2 separate regions of the Homo sapiens genome follow, and region 1 is linked to region 2. Evidence: read pairs that join two places in POLR2A ChIA-PET (ENCODE). Cell type or tissue: Panc1. All regions are shown on one strand. Each heading gives the region's core, and the rest is flanking DNA. Links, peaks and the distances in the headings are about the cores only.

Region 1 (10,035 bases), core at 3,263-8,262, 240 kb after region 2:
GTAAGCTTATTTTAAAATAGTAATATACATTTTTTAAACCTTTAGTCACCTTTTCAAGTAAAGCACCTCTACATTTAAAACAATGGAGTTAGCCAGTCATGGTGGCTCATGCCTATAATCCCAATTTTAGGTAGGCTGAGGCGGGAGGATCAGTTGAAGCCAGAAGTTCAAGACCAGCCTTGGCAACAAAGTGATACCCCATTTCTACAAAAATTGTTTTTTTAAAAAAGTTAGCTAGGCATGGTGTATGCCTGTAGTCCCAGCTACTGGGGAGGCTGAGGTAGGGGGATCACTTGAGCCTATGAGCAGAGATCATACTACTGCACTCCAGTCTAGGTGACAGAATGAGAACCTGTCTTTTTTTTTTTTTTGAGATGGGGTCTCGCTCTGTCGCCAGGCTGGAGTGCAGTGGCGCAGTCTTGGCTCACTGCAACCTCTGCCTCCTGGGTTCAAGCGATTCTCCTGCCTCAGCCTCCCAAGTAGCTGGGATTACAGGCACGTGCCACCATGCCCAGCTAATTTTTGTATTTTTAGTAGAGATGGGGTTTCACCATGTTGGCCAGGCTGGTCTTGAACTCCTGACCTCATGATCTGCCCGCCTCAGCCTCCCAAAGTGCTGGGATTACAGGCATGAGCCACCGTGCCCGGCCTGAGACCCTGTCTTAAAAACAACAACAACAAAAATCCCACAAAATACAATGGAGTCCATTGTTAATTTGAAAAAGTATAGTAAACACACAGAAACATTTTATATATATCCTATCACGCATAGTGTATTTCAGATGTTATGGTTGGATAAAGAAAGACAAATTCAAGGTAATATGATAAGCATCTTCTTTTAGTCCTGCCAGCGTGTCTCTGACTCATGCACACCCTTGTATGGAGAGGAAGCTCTTGGAGAGTGCGCAGGCTGGCCACCCGCCCATGACATGCCCTGCTGTGGGAAAGCCAGAGCAGGGAGTGGATAGAGCCTGTGACTTGGAATCAAAAGACTCAGGGCGGAATTGCAGCTCTGCCATTTCTTGTGTCAACTCTAAGCCTGTATCATCCACTGTAAGATGGAGATAGTAATAAAACCTTCTTCGCAGAGTTGTGGGGAAGATTCACCAAGATTAACACATAGGAAAGCCCACAGCACACTTTAGCATGTAGGTTGCCCAAATGTTTGCTCCCTTTGACTGTCTCTTCCTGGCTGGATGTGAGGATTATGTTGGATGGTGTACGTGAAAACAAATGTTAGTTATAATTAGAAATGGGTAACAGGGTCCTGAATCTAATTCAAGACACCACATCTGATTGTGTGTATGTTGTGTCAGAGTGTCTGCAACAGGTTGTTAGTCCTCCAATGCTACGATATTTTTTAACCTCCTTCTGAGCCCCTCCCTGTCTGGCAGTCCCTAGACCTAGCTAGCTTCTCAGAATAGGTTCTGGAAATGCAGAGAACATTCAGGAGGCAGGCTCACGGCCTGAAAAATAAGGGTCGCAGCTCCTGACTCAACTAATACTTCAAGGCAGCGTCCAAAGGTCCAACAAGACAACTCACTGCATGCTCCCTCACACGTTGTCGGCAGGCTGGAGTGCAGTGGCGCAATCTCCGCTCACTGCAAGCTCCGCCTCCTGGGTTCACGCCATTCTCCTGCCTCAGCCTCCCGAGTAGCTGGGACTACAGGCGCCCGCCACCACGCCCGGCTAATTTTTTGTATTTTTAGTAGAGAGGTTTCACCGTGTTAGCCAGGATGGTCTCGATCTCCTGACCTCATGATTCACCCACCTTACCTTCCCAAAGTGCTGGGATTACAGGCGTGAGCCACCGTGCCTGGCCTTCCCTCAAAGATTCGGAGGTAATTTCAATTCTCCTACATCACCACTGTAGCATTGTCACACTGAGGAAAATTAAGTATATTTAGACAGAATCTTTGAACAAGGGTTTTGGGAAAGGAGATAACTGATATCTGAAATCACAAGAAATTCAGCCAGGGTGCTAGGCCAAATGTAGGCTGTGGGAAGGAAAGGGCTTTGTGCTTCTTGAAGGCCAGGACAAATGCTTGAAGTTAGCATCATTCAAAGGTGTGCTTAAAGCCATCTGTGGGAGACCTCAGCTGCCTGGATCTTGAGTACGTGTGATTAACTGCCTTGTGTATTAGCAACCCCTGGGAAGATCCCACTGATGAACAGGGTGAAATGACATGAAAAACAGCCGTGAATAAGCCTTTGAGAAATGAAACAAACTAAACCCACAAGTCATCCTAGCAAGCAAGGGGAAAAAGAAAAGATTCAGTGCAGACAATTTCTGCTGTGAATGAACCCAGGTCTTCCCAGGGGGAGAAATGGGTGGGGGCGATTTGATTGAGGAAGGAAATGAGGCTTCAGGCAGGAGGAAATTCTTTTTTTTTTTTTTTTTTTTTTTTGAGACAGAGTCTTGCTCTCTGTCATCCAGGCTGAGTACAATGGCTCGATCTGGGCTCACTGCAACCTCCGCCTCCTGGGTTCAAGCAATTCTTCTGCCTCAGCCTCCCGAGTAGCTGGGACTACAGACATGCGCCACCACGCCCGGCGAATTTTTGTATTTTTAGTAGAGACAGAGTTTCACTATATTGGCCAGGCTGGTCTCAAACTCCTGACCTTGTGATCTGCCCACCTTGGCCTCCCAAAGTGCTGGGATTAGGCGTGAGCCACTGCGCCCGGCCTAATTTTTGTATTTTTAGTAGAGACAGCGTTTTCCCATGTTGGCCAGGCTGGTCTCGAACTCCTGACCTCAAGTGATCCACCCAGCTTGGTCTCCCAAAGTGCTGGGATTACAGGCGTGAGCCACCGTGCCGCTGGCAGGAGAAAATCCTTTACTGTGTTAAGTTAGTAAAGAATGTGCTTCATGAATACCCTACTCTTCCCACCTGTAGCTCTGGCTACAGGGGGTCCTTCCTGCCCTGGAAGGTTTTCACAGGACATTCTGTGCATTCTATGACCGAGTGAAGCCCACAGCTCTCCTTCTTTTCCTCCAGCCCTCTTGCTCCATTTCCATTCCCAACAGACTGTTTTTCTTTATCAGAGTCCCTAAATTTCCTCACCCATAAAACTGAGATGGTGGTGTCTGCTTGCAGGGCAGTTCTCATACAGGACTGTGTGGGATGGCAATGGTGGATGTGCCTGGCACGGTGTCAGGCACAGTGGAAAAGGCCCTAAGTGAATGTTGTGTGATAATTTCCTAGGAGTCCTCACTCTTGTGGACACTGCATTCCCAGGCTCCCTTGCCAATTGTCTTAGGCCGGGGCCAGCCGCTGGGAGATGCATGTGGGAGACTGGTGGCTTGGGGGAGGGAGAAACCAGGGTATTTCTCCCTTTCTCCCTCTGCCTGGGGTGGGACGGCAACTAATTCTCCTCTGAATACTGGTTCCCAGTAGGACAGCCCCTCTCTCTGTGGCTGCAGTGCCCACCAGGTGGCCCTCATCACGACCTTGGTTCCCACAGATGGCTCCAGCTGCTGGGCTCCACTTCCACCTCTACCCTAGAGGCAAGAGAGGCTTCCTGTCCTTCCTGTTGCTGATCTCCCAGTTCCCTCCCCACTTCCTGCTTGGTTTCCCAGCTCTTCCATTCCTGTGTAATAAGTCCTTGTACTGAATTCTGTCTGCTTCTGCCTGGGCTGTGGCTGATACACACGGTAATTGTTCAGACTAAGCTATGCAGTAAAGAGGTGACTCAGCAGGCTTGTGACGCTCAAACCCTGCACATCCCAAAGACCGGCTCCTGGAAGATAACCTATAAACAGTTGAAATATCCTGCCTGATGGAGTGGCTTTGCATACCTGGGGCCTTGGGCCCTGCCAGATACTTGTGCTAAAAATGTGCTTCGGGGTGAATGTCCGTTTCTGTTTGCTTCGGGTCTTGGGCCACACTGAGTTTGACGTGGTTGCAGGGTCATGCTGGAGACTAAGATCAAGCAGGTTGGTGCTCCATGGCCGTGTGACTGACCCTCAATAAAAAACCTGCACACTGAGGCTTGGGTGAGCTTCCCTGTTGTCAACACTCCCTGCAGGCTACCACGCATCCTTACGGGAGAATGAAGCACGGTCCCTACAACTCTTCCGGTAAGGCCACATGGAAACTCGCACCTGCTCTCTCCCAGATTCTGCCCTAAACACGTTTTCCTGTGCTGATTTTAATCTGTATCCTTTTGCTGTAATAAACTATAACCATGAGTATAGCAGCTTTTCTGAGTTCTATGAGTCCCCCTAGCAAATCACTGAACCTGGGACCCCCCCACACACCAGTTAAAAAGGACACTTTTTGGGCCTGGCGCGGTGGCTCACGCCTGTAATCCCGGCACTCTGGGAGGCCGAGGCGGGCGGATCACAAGGTCAGGAGATGGATACCATCCTGGCTAATACAGTAAAACCCCGTCTCTACTAAAAATACAAAAAATTAGCTGGGCGTGGTGGCGGGTGCCTGTAGTCCCAGCTACTCCGGAGGCTGAGGCAGGAGAGTGGCGTGAACCCGGGAGACGGAGCTTGCAGTGAGTCGAGATTGTGCCACTGCACTCCAGCCTGGGCAACAGAGCAAGACTCTGTCTCAAAAAAAAAAAAAAAAAAAAAGGACGCTTTTTCTTTTACAGACAAAATGTCGAGAGTCCCCAGAACTTAAGTAACTTTCCTGAACTGAATGCAGGTTCTTGAATTTAAAGCCCTGTCTCTTGCTGCCCTGCCCACTGACTCTCACAAGGATAGGGCAGGCAGTGAGAATGTGGAAGCAGAAAGACCACATGACTGACAGTTTAAAGTATAGTCATGTGTCACTTAACGGTGAGGATATGTTCCGAGAAATGCCTCCTTAGGCAATTCTGTTGTGTGCACATCACAGAGTACACTTACACAAACCTAGATGGAAGAGCCTACTGCACACCTAGGCTGAATGGGACCAGCCTGGCCAACATGTTGAAACCTCAACTCTACTAAAAATACAAAAATTAGCCAGGCTTGGTGGCATGTGCCTGTAATCTCAGCTACTTGGGAGGCTGAGGCAGGAGAATCACTTGAACCTGGGTGGTGGAGGTTGCAGTGAGCCGAGATCACCCCACTGCACTCCAGCCTGGGCGACAGAGCAAGACTGACTCAATTTAAAAAAAAAAAGATAAAAATGGTGCATCTCTATAGGGCGTTTACCATGCCTGGAGCTTGTGGGACTGGAAGTTGCTCTGGTGAGTCATTGAGTGAGTGGTGAGTGAATGTGAAGGTCGAGGGCATGACTATGCCCTATGGCAGACTTCATAAACGTTGTATACTTAGGCTGCACAAATTTATAAAATATATTTTTCTTTCTTCAATAGCAAATTATGCTTAGCTTATTATAACTTTTTTACTTTATAAACTTTTAAATGTTTTTAATTTTTTGACTCTTTAGACACTTAGCTTAAGACAAACACATTGTACAGCTGTACAAAATTATTTTCTTTTCCTTCTTTTTTTTTTGTAGACATGGGGTCTCCCTATGTTGCCCAATTTATTTATGTCCTTATTCTTTTTTTTTTTTTTTTGAGACAGAGTCTTGCTCTGTCACCCAGGCTGGAGTGCAGTGGCTCAATCTCGGCTCACTGCAATCTCCGCCTCCTGGGTTCACACCATTCTCCTGCCTCAGCCTCCCGAGTAGCTGGGACTACAGGCGACCGCCACCACGCCCAAGATTGAGCCACTTCATTCCAGCCTGGGCAACTCCATCTTAAAAACAACAAAAAAAGTAAATACATACACCAGTAACAATTGTTTATGGTCACTACCAAGTATTATGTACTGTGCTTTTCTATGACTGGCAGCACAGTAGGTGTGTTTACACTAGTATCACCACAAAAACATGAGTAATGCATTGCACTATGACTTTAAGACAGCTACAGCATCACTAGGTGGTGGGAATTTTTCAGCGCCATTGTAATCTTGTGGGCCACTGTTGCATATGCGATCCATCATTGATCAAAATGTTGTTACATGGCTCATGACTGTAGGTGGCTATTAAGGCTCCTTCTGGCTGCAACGGCCTATAAACCCGGCAGTCAATAAGCACTTGTTGAACTCTTAGACTGAGCAATTAATTGCTCACCAGGGGTGCCTGGAGGTTTGTGTGCACAAGGCCATCCAGGCTGCAGAGTGGAGGGAAGACTGGAGAGGGGTAGAGGGGGTGGAGGCTGCTTCAGGAGCCCAGGGAGGCAGACTGGGACCAGGGTGGCACAGGGTGGGAGGGTCAGGATGGATCCTAGTGACCGTGCAGGAAATGGGCTACGGAACACCTCTCCTGGGAAGCTTGTTCCCCCAACCTGGTGCTGTCCGAGGTTTATCCATTTCAATCAATGATGTTGGCTTATTAAAGCCAGGAACAGAGGTGTCACCTTGGATCCCTTCCACTGTCTTGCTTTACCCACCCATGTCAATTCTACTTCCAGATAGATCTGACAAGGGTCCTCTTTCCTCCCTCTCCACCCTGCTCCACCTTAGTCCAAACCATTTGCCACTTTTCGTCTTTGCACTGGTCGATCTCCCCGCCTTCTCATTCCTCAGGTTTCATCTGCTACGTGGCCTCCTAACAGAAGGCTTCTCTGCCCATCCCCATGACAGGAGGTCCTCTCTTGATCTCTGTCACAGCTTCCTCTTTTACCCCTTATGAGTTTGCTTACTTTCTCTAATAATAACTAGCATTTATTGAGCACCTACTGTGTGCCCGATGCAGTTCTAAGCACATTGCATTATAGTAACCCATTTAGTGCTTATTTACCCAACTCTGTTGTATAAATTTTTTTTTTTTGAGATGGAGACTTGCTCTGTTGCCCAGGCTGGAGTGCAGTGGTGCGATCTCGGCTCACTAAAACCTCTGCCTCCCAGGTTCACACCATTCTTTTGCCTCAGCCTCCCAAGTAGCTGGGACTACAGGCACCCACCAACATGCCTGGCTAATTTTTTTGTATTTTTAGTAGAGACAGTTTCACCGTGTTAGCCAGGATGGTCTTGATCTCCTGACCTCGTGATCCACCCACCTCGGCCTCCCAAAGTGCTGGGATTACAGGCTTGAGCCACCACGCCTGGCCTCCCTATTTAAAAATTTAAAAAATTTCTCTATTTAAAGTTAATTCCAAAGCTAAGGAAACTGGTTTAAAACTATCACCTCAGCTAGACTGTGGCCATTATGCGGGTAGAGATTTTGCCTGACTTGTTTATTTTTATTATATATATATATATTTTTTTTTTTTAGAAGGCGTCTTACTCTGTTGCTCAGGTTGGAGTGCAGTGGCACGATCTCGGCTCAACTGCAACCTCTGCCTGCTGGGTTCAAGCAATTTTCCTGTCTCAGCCTCCCGAGTAGCCGGGACTATAGGCGCACGCCACTATGCCTGGCTAATTTTTGTATTTTTAGTAGAGATGGGGTTTTGCCATGTTGGCCAGGCTGGTCTCGAACTCCTGACCTCAGGTGATCCACCCACCTCAACCTCCCAAAATGCTGGGATTACAGGCATGAGGCTCTGCACACAGGCTTGTTTCTGGTTTTATTTTTGTTTAATTTTTTTAAAGGAATCACTTCCTGGCTGGGAATTGAACCCAGACTGCTGCAGTGAAAGAGCATAATGTTAGCTACTGGCCCACAGCATGAGACTCCCGGTCCTGTTTGTTGCTCATCCCCAGATACGCAGCCTGGTCTACAGGAAGAATTCTATGTATATTTGCTGAAGAGACAAAGAAGGATGTGGATGAATTGGATGTGGAGAATGAGAGGAAAGAAAATGTCAAGGATGGCTCTAATTTCTGGCTTATGCAACTGAGTGGTGCCATTGAGAGAGGTGAGCTGGTCTGCAGGGACTTGGAACAGGTTGATGAGTCTGGTTAGGGAAACGTGGAGTTAGGAAATCAGTTCCTATGTTGTGCTGTGTTGGGAGCTCTGGGCTGGGTGGTGGATCTAGATTTAGGTGTCATCAGCACACCAGTGGTAGGTTGGTTGAAAGTGATTGAGATCACCCAGGGAAGCTTGCTGAGTGAGAAGAGGAAGTCTAGGGCTGAGCCGTAAGCAAATGCCAACATCCAATGGGCAGCAGGAAGGACCCTGCAAAACAGTGTGAGATGCAGCAGGCAAAAAAGGGAAGTGAGAAACCAGGGCAGGTGACCTCCGGAAGCCGAGGAAAAGAGAAGAGGGTACCATGTGGTACTTGTAAGCATCACAGGGCTGGAGCAAGCTTTTTTTTTTTTTTTTTTTTTTTCCTTCTCTTTGGTCTGCATCATCTTGGCATGCACAATTTCTTTTCTTTTTTTTTTTTTTTTGAGACGGAGTCTTGCGCTGTCGCCCAGGCTGGAGTGCAGTGGCATGATCTCAGCTCACTGCAACCTCCGCCTCCTGGCTTCAAGCAATTCTCCTGCCTCAGCCTCCTGAGTAGCTGGGATTGCAGGTGCATGCCACCACGCCTAGCTAATTTTTTTGTATTTTTAGTAGAGACAGGGTTTCACCGTGTTAGCCAGGATGTTCTCCATCTCCTGACCTTGTGATCTGCCTGCCTCGGCCTCCAAAGTGCTGGGATTACAGGCATGAGCCACCACACATGGCCGCAATTATTATTATTATTATTTTTGAGACAGAGTTTCGCTCTGTCGCCCAGGTTGGAGTACAGTAGAGCAGTCTTGGCTCACTGCAACCTCTGCCTGTCAGGTTCAAGCGATTCTCCTGCCTCAATCTCCCAAGTAGCTGGGACTACAGGCATGCGCCACCACGCCTGGCTAATTTTTGTATTTTGAGTGCAGACAAGGTTTCACCATGTTGGTCAGGCTGTTCTCTGAACTCCTGACCTCAAGTGATATGCCTGCCTTGGCCTCCCAAAGTGCTGGAATTATATGTGTGAGCCACCATGCCTGGCCTGCATGCACAATATTTTAAAACATGTTGAGTCTGTTGCCAAAAATTTAAAAATCAGAGTATTTCTTTTGAAATCTCCATTTCCAGTTTCTCTGGAAAAATCTCAAGATTGGCCATTCTGGGCCTGAATTCCTGCATACCAACAGCCAGGTGCAGTGACTCACAGCCGTCCCGTTACCTGAGGTGTGCACTCTCCTATTTGCCTCAGTCCCTACCTCTCTCTATCGTATCCCTGCCACCAGAGGCCTAACAGATATTATTCACCATCTCTCTTGCATTACTGCTTTTCTTCTAGTAAAGTTAAGAGAAGGGAGAGGACTTCTTAAGTTTATGTTACTGTTGAAAGTGAGAAAATGGTACACCCCTATAGTCCCAGCTACTACAGAGGAGGATCCTTGAGCCTGGGGGTTGGAGGCTGCTGTGCCCTATGATAGTGCCTGTTAATAGCACTCCAGCCTGGGCAACATAGCAAGATCTTGATTCTTACAAAAGAGACAGAAAAAAAAAAATAAAGTGGGAAAATGAAAGATAGACAGAGACAGTAAGTATCTCTTGAAAAATAGGAGGAAGCATATTTCTTTTTTTGTCATTGTTGTTGTTGTTGTTTGAGATAGGGTCTTTGTCACCCAGGCTGGAGTGCAGTGGGGTGATGACGGCTCACTGTACTCTTGACCTTCCAGGCTCAGATGATCGTCCTACCTCAGCCTCTTAAAAAGCGTATTTCTTAATGAATATGAATAATACTTCTATATTTTACTCACTTGCCTTCTCTGCTTAAGATAGTTCTTTTTTTTTTAAAAGCTTATAAATAACACAAATTTATTTCTCACAGTTCTAGAGGTTGGAAGTCCACAGATTCACTGTCTGGTGAGGGCCTGTTTCCTGGTTTGTAGATGGTATCTTCTTGCTGGGTCCTTACACTGTGGAAAGGCTGAGAGATTTCCAGTGATCTCTGCCTCCTGGGGTTTATGGCCTGTGTCAACTCCTCCCTTTGAAAGTGGGCTGGACCTAGTGACTTTATTCTACCCAATAGACTATGACTAAAGGTGATGGGATGCTCCTTTGTAATAAGGTTACCAAAAATTATTACTTCCCTCTGCCAGCAGACTCTCTCTCTTGCCTTCTTGGTTGGCACACTGGGGAGAAGCGAGCTGCAGCGTTGGAGAGG
Region 2 (10,035 bases), core at 1,931-6,930:
TCATGTGGAAAAGCAGACCCGTCTCCCCAGTTCCCTGGAGCTTGATGTTGTGAGAGGCTGAGCACTCCACATTGCCTGCCCGACTTGGGGAAGGAGGTACAGGTCCAGTGCTCCTAGCCAGCAGAGTAGCACGACCTGGACTGGGCACCTGAGTGCAAAATTTAGGTGCATGGTTTTCAGAGTGAGTGTCTCAGTTGGAGAGTGAGTGTTGGTTAGTAGGCCTAGGGTTAAAAAGGTGATAGAGTTAAAGTGAAATCACATGGCCAGGCCAGATGTTATTAGGAGAGACGCCATACTTGCCTTACCCTGGTCCCTCCTGGCCCTAAGAAGCAGGTAAAAAAAAAAAAAAAAAAAAATCACAGTACAATGTGATTTGTGCAATAATAGCAGCAGGAACAAGGTTGTGAAGAACGAAGGTGGAGGAGAAAACTCTGCATGGGGAGGGTGGGGTGGGCCTCCCAGGGGGACCTTAGCAGAGTCTTAGAGGAGCAAAGCTGGCAGATATTCCAGACAGACAGAGAAAGCAGCTTCACAAAAATGTCATGGGTGAAGCTACCCAATGCGGGGTGGATAGGGTGACAGGATGTGGAAGGTACAGATGGGCTTCTGCCAGAGTCCAGAGCCCAAGGAGCCCCCTGACCCCACCCCTGGTTGCTTACACTCCAGCTTAAACTGCACACTCTAGGTTGGGGCTTTTCACATCATAAGAAGCTCCATAAACATTTAATCCAAATATCATTCTATAAAAACATGACTGTCTTTAAAGCTGTAGTTTTTAAAGTCTAAATTTTTAACCCCAGGAGACTGCTGCAGCATTAATTTTTCTGCTACCAAAATAGTTAGCATTTGTGCAGAGATTGGAGTGAAGCTTCTCCTGCCAGTCTCTGGTAGCATTAGACCTTTTCTGATTCAATCCCAGGTGGGCCAGCAAGTGGACAAACAGAGCCTCTCATTTTCTGTAGACAGAAAGGCAAGTTATTTAGCCCTTTTAAAGGGGAAGTTGACAATATCTATCAAAAACTATTAATACATGCCTTCAATCCAGCAAATTTACTTCTTGGAATACAGGCAACAGAAGTGCCCACATATATGCACAAAAATGGACGTAAAGAATGTCTATCGCAGAATTGCAACAGAAAAACATTTGAAACAACTCAAATATCCACCAATAAGGGGTAGGATAAATTAGAGACATATAATGGAATACTGTTAATATATAGGTGTTTAAAATGAAACAACAAAATTAAAACAAGTATCCTTGCCCAGGCAAAGTGGCTCATGCCTGTAATCCTAGCACTTTGGGAGGCCCAGGCAGGAGGATGATCTGAGGTCAGGAGTTCCAGACCAGCCTGGCCAACATGGCGAAACCCCGTCTCTACTAAAAATACAAAAATTAGCTGGGCATGGTGGCATGTGCCTGTAGTTCCAGCTGCTTGGGAGGCTGAGGCAGGAGAATCGCTTGAACCCAGGAGGCGGAGGTTGCAGTGAGCCAAGATCGCGCCACTGTACTCCAGCCTGGGTGACAGAGAGAGACTCTGTCTAAAAACAAACAAACAAAAACAAGTATCCTTGATCATATTCTCAAAGATAATCTAAATCATGTCAAAACATTTTAAAGTAAGTTGTAGGATCTCATTTCTCTGAAATAAACAATTTATAGGTCGGGCGTGGTGGTTCACGTCTGTAATTCCAGCGTTTTGGAAAGCCAAGGCGGGTGGATCACCTAAGGTCAGGAGTTCAAGACCGGCCTGACCAATATGGTGAAACCCCATCTCTACTAAAAATACAAAAATTAGCTGGGCGTGGTGGCATGTGCCTGTGGTCCCAGCTACTTTGGGAAGCTGAGACAGGAGAATTGCTTGAACCTGGGAGGTGGAGGTTGCAGTGAGCCGAGATTGTGCCACTGAACTCCAGTCTAGGCAACAGAGCAAGACTCCGTCTCAAAAATAAATAAATAAATAATTTATATAAAGAAACATTTATGTACTCATCTGTAAATACTCAGGTATTGAAGGAAAAAAAAATTAAACTAGAATTTTATGTAGAGCCGAAGGTATGTCATTTAAAGGTATTGGCATGATAAAAAAATACTCTTAGGCACACAAGGTCTCATGAAGTTTTGCCCCACAGAGATCCATTTTATAAATGCCTTTAGAGGACAACAACAACAAAAACAAAAACATGCTTAGAAGATGCTGTGAAAGAGATGAGGGCTAAAGGAGGTCAAGTGCCAATTTTCTTTTGGTTGGTATTTGCCAGATGTCTTTTTCCAGGCTCTTTTGCTTTATAGCAATAGACCCAAGAGTAAAGGCATCATTTTAGACAGGAATGGTCACCATAAAATGACAAAAAGTTCAGTTCACCAAGAAGATGGAGCAGTTCTAAACATACTATACACCCAACCAGTCGGCCTCCAAAATAGCTGAAGCAACCATCTGTAAGACTCTCCCCAGGGCCTGAAAGCTTAAGGAGATGAATAACTCCTCCCTTCTCAAGCCTAGTCCCAAGGCGTAAGGTCACTTACGTCAGCAGCGTGCACCAGCAAAATAGCAGAAGCAGGAGGAGAGCCGGCTGGAATACACCTACCCTGGCCGGAAGACATGAAGATGAGAAAGAGGCCATCCGGGTACAGCGTAGCAGTTACGCCAGACTAGGACACTTCCTGTTTACAGGAGACTATAAAACCTTTGCCCCGTCCTCACTTGGGGCTGACGCCATTTTAGGCCTCAGCCGGCCTGCACCAAGGCGTTCATTGAAACAGCATGTTGCTCCACACCGCCTCGTGTTGTCTGTTGGTGCGCTCTCGGGGTTCCAACCCATACAAGAAACTTACACCATCGACAGAATACCAGGAGAAGTTGAAATCATAATGGTGGGCTAGTTCAAGTAAGCAGATGAAAACAAAACAAAGCAAGGTCTATCAAGATGTGAAGTACTACTTGTCTCCTCCCCTCATATTGGGCTGGAACCATGTGACTTGGTTTGGCCAATAAAATGCTAGCAGGTGGGAGACACTCAAAGACTTGAGGAGTGTTTGTGGGGCTAGGCTTGCCCTCCTGTGTGTCCGTGTTTCTAGAACAAGAAGGGGTCTAGGATAGCCCACTGGTCCAGGAGGAAAAGGAGCAGCATGAAGCAGAGCTGAGCTGTTGCAGAACCCAGCCTAGACCAGCGCCCAGCACCTCCAGGAGAACCTCAGGTTCCTGTGTGCAGCCATGAGCTTGGGGGCTTGTTTGGGTTTGTTGCACCGCATTTTTGTGGCAATAGCTAATTGATACACCTTTACATTCAGAGATTGATTCAACAGATCAGAGAAAATGTATTTTTTGGCCGGGTGCGGTGGCTCATGCCTGTAATCCCAGCACTTTGGGAGGCTGAGGCAGGAGGATGACCTGAGGTCAGGGGTTCGAGACCATTCTGGCCAACATGGTGAAACCCAGTCTCTACTAAAAATACAAAAATTAGATGGGTGTGGTGGCGTGCACCTGTAATCCCAGCTACTTGGGAGGCTGAGGCACGAGAATTGCTTGAACCCGGAAGGCTGAGGTTGCAGTGAGCTGAGATCGCACCACTGCACTCCAGCCTGGTGACAGAGCAAGACTCCATCTCAATAAAAAAAGAATTATTATTTTTTTTTTTTTTGACAGAGTTTTGCTCTTGTTGCCCAGGCTGGAGTGCAATGGCGTGATCTCTGCTCACCACAACCTCCACCTCCGGGGTTCAAGAGACTCTCCTGCCTCAGACTCCCGGAAAATGTATTTTAAACAAGGTATTAGGTGATGCACAAGCGCTTATGAGAATCAATGCCTTAACCTCTCCATGGTTTTTTTTTCTTCTGTAAAAAGCAGACAGAACATCACCTGCTTTAGGGTTGTTGAGAGGATTAAGTATGTGAAGCTGATGCAGCCACAGTTGGGCCTCTCCTAAAATTGCTGTTTCTTTTCAACCTCTGCTCCTGGCTGGCACTGGCCAGCCCGCTTTGGGGTGGGGCAGGTGGAGAGAGGATGTGGGGTGTATGCGCCCTAAACTCCTGCAGAAAGTCATGCACCTCCTTTTTTCAGAGGGTGTTAAACTTCTGCTCTAGCACCTACCCATATTCACAGGGAAGGCCAGTGAGATGGTGAATTTGCAGGGGACCACGTGGGGCACGTCGGAGCTGAAAGTGCTGGCAGGCTCAGATGAGGACTCGATGCTGCTGCACGGGCGGTCAGAGTCAGACTCCTGGGCCCTGGCCTTGGCCTTCAGGTGTTCCTCCACGTCACACTCGCTCGTGGACTGGTAAAAGCTAGTGATGGAGGAGATGGGCTCTATGCTTGCGGGGTCCTCTTCCCACTCCCAGGCATGTAGCGACATGCTGCAGAGCGCACTGCTGGCCGCCGGCGCTCCTGGCAGGGAGAAAGTGAAGGCTGTCCCCGCCTGTATTCCAGGGCTGCTCCAGGAGGTAAGCCCGGCCTCCTGCAGAAGCACCCACCCTTCTCTTCCCTGCTTCCCCCGCCTGCTCCTAGATGAACGCCGGGGCTCCTTCACTGCCTGCCACACAGTCGGTACTCAATCGACTTAGAGAATGAATGGATGAAGGAACAACAGATAAGGGTGGCTGGCAGTAAGCACGACGACGAGCAACCCCGTTTCCTTCGCCTAACCAGGAGTCAGTCGCCGGGCTTCTGGAATGCCTGCCCCAGGTGAGCAGCTCCCGGGAGCCACCAGGCGGGAGAGGGGACGTCTGCTCAGGCAGGCCTGCTGCGCCTAAGCACAAGATGCGTTTGCTATTTGGGGAGAGGCAAACCAGGCCGGGGGCAGCACGTGCAGGAGCCTGGCGAGGTCGGGGAGGGCAAGCCCTGTCCCCAAGACAGAACATGAATGTGCACTGGGTGCTGGGCTCGGGGCATCAGCTCAGGCCCATGGAGGCGGAACGCCGGGCAAACGCCGAAGAGGGAACACGCATCGAGGCGAGGCGGGAAGAGTCCCGGGCTGCGGCGGCCGAGGTGGGGGCAGGGGTCGGGGTTCCCCTCCAGGTGCTGGCGGTACCTGCGAGCGGATGCGCTGGGCGGCAGCGGGGAGTTGGACCGCGGCGGCAACTCCCGTACCGGATCCACAGCCACCTGGGCGAAGAGACTCCAAGACTGAGAGGAGCGTCCGCCGGTGCAGGGAGGGCCGCAGGCCCAGCCACTCAGCTACGTTTGGCGGTTGCTAGGAGACGCGAGGGCGTGCGGCCTGGGGGCGGGGCTCCGCGGGGCGGGGCTTTCCCCCTCAGCCACTGCGCGCAGTTTGTCAAATGGCTACATCCAGGTTCAGAAACCAGCTGCCTTCATTCCTTCACTCATGCATTCACTCATTAAGGAGTTTCTACTCGGAACGTCAGCACCTACTATAAGCCTGGTCCTTGCCCGTACGATGGGAGGTAGGGGTTGATGGCTCCTTCCTCCCCCTCCATCAGCTCCCACCTCCCATTCTTTAATAAAAGCAAAGGAAGCTGTGGGCTCTGCAAACTCCAGACCTCCCCACGATCCCTCTCATTAGATTCTCTGCTTCTGTCGCCGATGTCCTTAAAAACCAGACCTCCCCACGATCCCTCTCATTAGATTCTCTGCTTCTGTCGCTGATGTCCTTAAAATAGCATGAGAATTCTTGTTAGTGATCATGAGCGCCAACTCAGAGATCAGAAAACAAAGCTTAGAGAGGTGAAGCGATTCGCCCGAGGTCACACAGCAAGTAGGGCGCAGCACTGTGTTGAAATCCGGACTGCCTGACTCCAAAGCCTCCGCTCGTCTGCTAAACCACCCAAGCTGAGAGCCCTGGCTGCGGCTCCTAATGTAGAGGACCTCAGCACAGCAAGCGGCTGGGACAGAGGGCTGGGGTAGGCCTCATGGAGGAAGTGAGCAACGCCAAATCTGGGGGGTGACTAGGCAGAGGCGGTGAAAGCAAGAGAAAGCATCCCAGGTAGAGGAACAGCATATGCAAAGGCCCATAGAGGTGAAAGGGCATGGCAAGTTTCAGGAATGGGTGGCGAGGCTGTAGCAGTGTGCAGGGCCCATGGTACATAGCCCCACAGGGCAGGTTAGGGCACAGGACTATGGGCAATGGGGAGCCAAGGCAGGTCTTCTGTTGAGGGAGGGCACCCTGCTCCGGCAGTCAGTTTGTTCAAGAGAATGGGAGCTGAGGCTACACACAAGCTTGGCTATTAAGAAAACTTTAGCTGAGTTGAGCTATGACCTACTTTGTGTCAAAGAGCAAAACTGTGGCGCAGCTGGGGCTGAGACCCAAGTCCTGAGCCTCCCAGTGCATGCCTCCCCAGACCGCTCTCAGGGCATGGGACAGCCCCTTTAATACTGGGTGCTCCAATACTCCTCGGGTTCAGTCTGAAAAACAGCCTCAAGTACAGCTGTTAGGGAAGACACCAAATGGCAGTGGGCCCTGTGAGGAGTGGGTTCAAACTCTTAGCACGAGAACGGCAACCACCTTGCCCACACCCCACCTGCAGCAGCCTGGAGACTGCTGTCTGTATGCCAGGAAGTGCTCAGGAGACACATGAAGGGCTGGAAGAATACAAAGCTACTCAGATACACCAGCCCCCAAAAGGGCCCTTTAACAAGGGCAGTTCAACACTACCACCACTCTTGGACAGACATCAGGCCTCCTGCTCCCCAGGTCCTACCCACTGGCCTGAGGCTGGTTTCCCTCCAAAGGTTCCTAGATCACATCACCACCTAGGACAGAAGCCAATCTCTTCCCAAGCTCAATAGTGAGAGGCCAGAGGTCTTGGACCAAGGGCCAATGTGCCATCCTGGATGTGCACTGGAAACACCTACATGTCAAAAATACAATTCTGAGGCTTCATTAAAGACCTGTGGAAGTGACTCTCCAGGGGTGGAGCTTAGAAACCAGTGGCAGATTGTATTTTCCAAAGACAGCCACCTCAAAAGATCCCCTCCCACATAATCTTCCGGCAGGCATTGTGAGGTTCACATTCCTCCCACCCAGTTGGGGGGTCTAGTCTCCTTCTCTGGAAACTGGGCAGACCTCTGTGACTGGCTCAGTCAAAAGAGTGCAGAGGAAATGACACTATGTGATTTCTGAGGCCAGGTCATATAAATTCCATCTACCTCTGCCCTGTTCTTTTGAGGTATAGTATTCATGCTAGGAATCCAGCTAGCATGTTGTGAGGAAGCCCAAGCAGCCATGTGAAATGGCCACATGAAACTGTTGTGACTGACGGTTCCCAGCCAATTGCAGCCTCAACCCCCAGACATATGAGAGTGCAAGACTTCAAATGATCCCAGCCCTCAGTCTTTGAGCCACCCTGGCTGACATTGAGGAACAGAAACAAGCTGTCTCCATCATGAGAAATTGTAGATTTATAAGCAAATTGTTGCTCTCTTAAACCACTAAGTTTTGGGGTGATTTGTTGTGCAATAAATAATAGGAACGGGAGCCATATTTTTAAATTACCACCAAGATTGTATTGCACAACCAGAATATGGAACCACTGCCCTGAGAGAGATGGTGTCTGGGTCAAGACCTAGGGCATCACAGGATGAAGTGAGGGCAAAGGTGTGCTACCCACTACTCAGGTATGAGACAGTGGTGGGTCTACAACCCTACCTCAGTGAAGATGGCTTCAGGGCTGGCAGATCAGAAGCAAAGGAAGGGGGGCTTCTGTTTCAGTTATCTGTTACTGAGTAAAAACCATCCCCAAACTTAATGGTGTCAAACAAACACTTGTTATTTCTCACCACTCCATGCATCAGCTGAGTAGTTCTCTGCTGGCCTCGCCTGGGCTCACTCCCTATGCTGTGCTCAGCTGGAGGACCAACATGGCTGGAAGCTGCCAGAAGTCCTCACTTGCATGTCTGGCAGTTGCTGCTGGCTCTTCGTGGGCCCGCTGGTTCCCCTCCATGGGTTCCCCCGCCCCCAGTGGTACACCAGCTTCCTTCTATGTGGTGCCTCATCTCCTCATAGCCCGGCCTGGCTTCCTCAGATGGCATTCTCAGAGCAGGGATCCCAGAGGGCAAAGAAGAAGTTGCAAGGCCTCTTGGGACCTAGGCGTGGAACCAGCACCATGTCACTCTGCTACATGCCATTAACCAAAGCAAGTCATGAGGCTGGCCCCACTTCAAGGGGATGAAGACATGGACTGTACATCTGGTAAGCAGAGGGACAAGCATCCAGGGGCAGGAGGTGTTCAAGGTCACTGAACAATCCATCCCTTCATCCTTACTCTGCCGGGTGGAGGGTTCCCAAGCTCCCACAGGCTATGTAGAGGCCTTCCTGAAGCTATCCCAAGACTCTGGCAGCTGGAAGCATATTGGGAATCAGCTACATACACCTTCTTCTTGCCCCTTCCCCATTTTTAACAGCTTTATTGAAGTATTTTTTATTTAATAAAATCCATCCATTTCAAGCGTAGAATTCAATGATTTTCAGTAACTTTACCTAGTGCTGTAATCATCATCATAAATTCATTTTAGAACATTTTCATCCCCCTAATAAGACTTCATGCACATTTATAATTAATCTCTGTTCCAACTCCCAGTCCTAGGCAACCATATCTACTTTGTTTCTAAAAATTGGCCTTTTCTAGACATTTCCTATAAATTGAGTCAGACACTGTGTTCTGGCTTTGTGACTGGTTTCTTTCACCTACCGTTATGTTTCCAAGGTTTATTTATGTTGAGGCATGTGTCAGTATTTCATTCCTTTTCATGACTGAATAATATTCTATTGTATGGACAGACCACAGTTTGCCTATCCATTCATCAGTTAATGGGCATTTGGCTTGGGCATTTAGACATTTATGAACAACGTTGCTATGAACATTCCCACACAAGTCTTTGTGTGGATGTGTTTTCATCTCTCTTGGGTCGATATCTAGGAGTGGAAGAGTTGGGTCGTATGGTCATTTTGTGATTAACTTCTTGAGAAACTGCCAAACTATCTTCCACAGGGGCTGCATCATTTTGTGTTCCCATCAACAACATGAAGTTTCCTGTTTCTCCAAATTCTTGACAAGATTTATTGCCTGTTTTATTCACTACAGCTATTCTCATGAGTATAATATAGTATTTCATCATAGTTTTCATGTGCATTTCCCTAACAAGAATACTGAGATTGTTTTATGCACATGTTGGCTATTTATACAACTTCTTTGGTGAAATGTCTGTTTGTATCTTCACCCACTTTTTGATTGGATTGTTTGTCTTCTTGTTACTGAGTTGTTAAGAGTTCATTGTAAATTCGGAATATAAGTCCTTTACTGGGCATATGTTTTACAAATATTTTCTCCTAGTCTCTTGTTCGTCATATTTTCTTAATAGTGTCTTTTGAAGTGCAAATGTTTTGAACTTTGATGAAGGTCCGATTCATCATTTTTTTCTTTTTTGGATCATGCATTTGGTGTCGTATCTAAGAAATCTTTGACTAACAACAGGCCTATTTTTAATAGAAGTAAAGCTTGGTGTCTGAACACTAAGCAAATCTACTAACCAAGACCCCTAAAAACCCAAAAGCTTTATGACACTGAAAATAATGGCCCAAGGACATTCCCAGACAGTTCTGGGCTCTGGATAGAACAACACAAGTTTCCAAAAAACAGGCTGATAATACCACAAGCTTATAAAATATGTATACTCCTTGGCCCAGTAATAAATCACTCAAGATATGGCACAAACTGTTCACAGTATGGTTTTTGCGGAGAAAAGCTGAAAACCACCTCAGTGGGCATCTGTGGGGGATGACAAAGCACCTTATAGTTCATCCCCAGGGAGCACAGAGCAGCCTCTGGAGCAGTGTCTGCAAAGAAACCACAGCCAAGCTGTTTACAAAGCTCAGTTCCTGTGCAAAGAAAGATCCCAATGGCGCCCTTTCCACTGTGCTTTTCATGTCAAGTTGAATGAGCTACGATTTGCACACTGTAAAATTCAGATGTACACAGTCATGCAACCACTACACCATGAAGATAGAGTATTTCAATCACTCCAAAAAGTTCTTTCATGCCCAAATACATAGAAAAGTCTGGAAATAAATACATCAGAAATACAC

What was found. ChIA-PET counts read pairs that join two places held together with the same protein. Peaks named below come from ENCODE experiments on the same cell type or tissue, not always from the same donor. Only the 100,000 strongest peaks of a DNase experiment are listed, where the experiment ranks them.
Region 1: POLR2A ChIA-PET joins it to region 2 with 18 read pairs; 7 of 35 experiments call an interaction of 5 or more read pairs at or near these places.

What each region holds. Positions count from the first base shown.
Region 1 is chr3:129,225,684-129,235,718 of GRCh38, forward strand. It overlaps LOC105374102 (a long non-coding RNA gene), which reads left to right and starts at 5,059. Exons shown (of 3, transcript XR_924473.3): 1 at 5,059-5,187; 2 at 7,652-7,806; 3 at 9,974-10,035. RefSeq lists a silencer at 3,283-3,577 and enhancers at 5,725-6,226, 8,092-8,211. In Panc1, for the core only: no CTCF peak of the experiment used is centred there; DNase peaks (open chromatin) are centred at 3,644, 4,833, 5,208 and 5,878; H3K27ac peaks cover 4,048 bases.
Region 2 is chr3:128,988,955-128,998,989 of GRCh38, forward strand. CFAP92 (cilia and flagella associated protein 92 (putative)) reads right to left here and starts at 5,122. Exons shown (of 16, transcript NM_001394090.1): 1 at 5,026-5,122; 2 at 4,089-4,382. The coding sequence starts at 4,350. RefSeq lists an enhancer at 3,790-4,551 and a silencer at 5,128-5,337. In Panc1, for the core only: no CTCF peak of the experiment used is centred there; no DNase peak of the experiment used is centred there; H3K4me3 peaks cover 1,015 bases.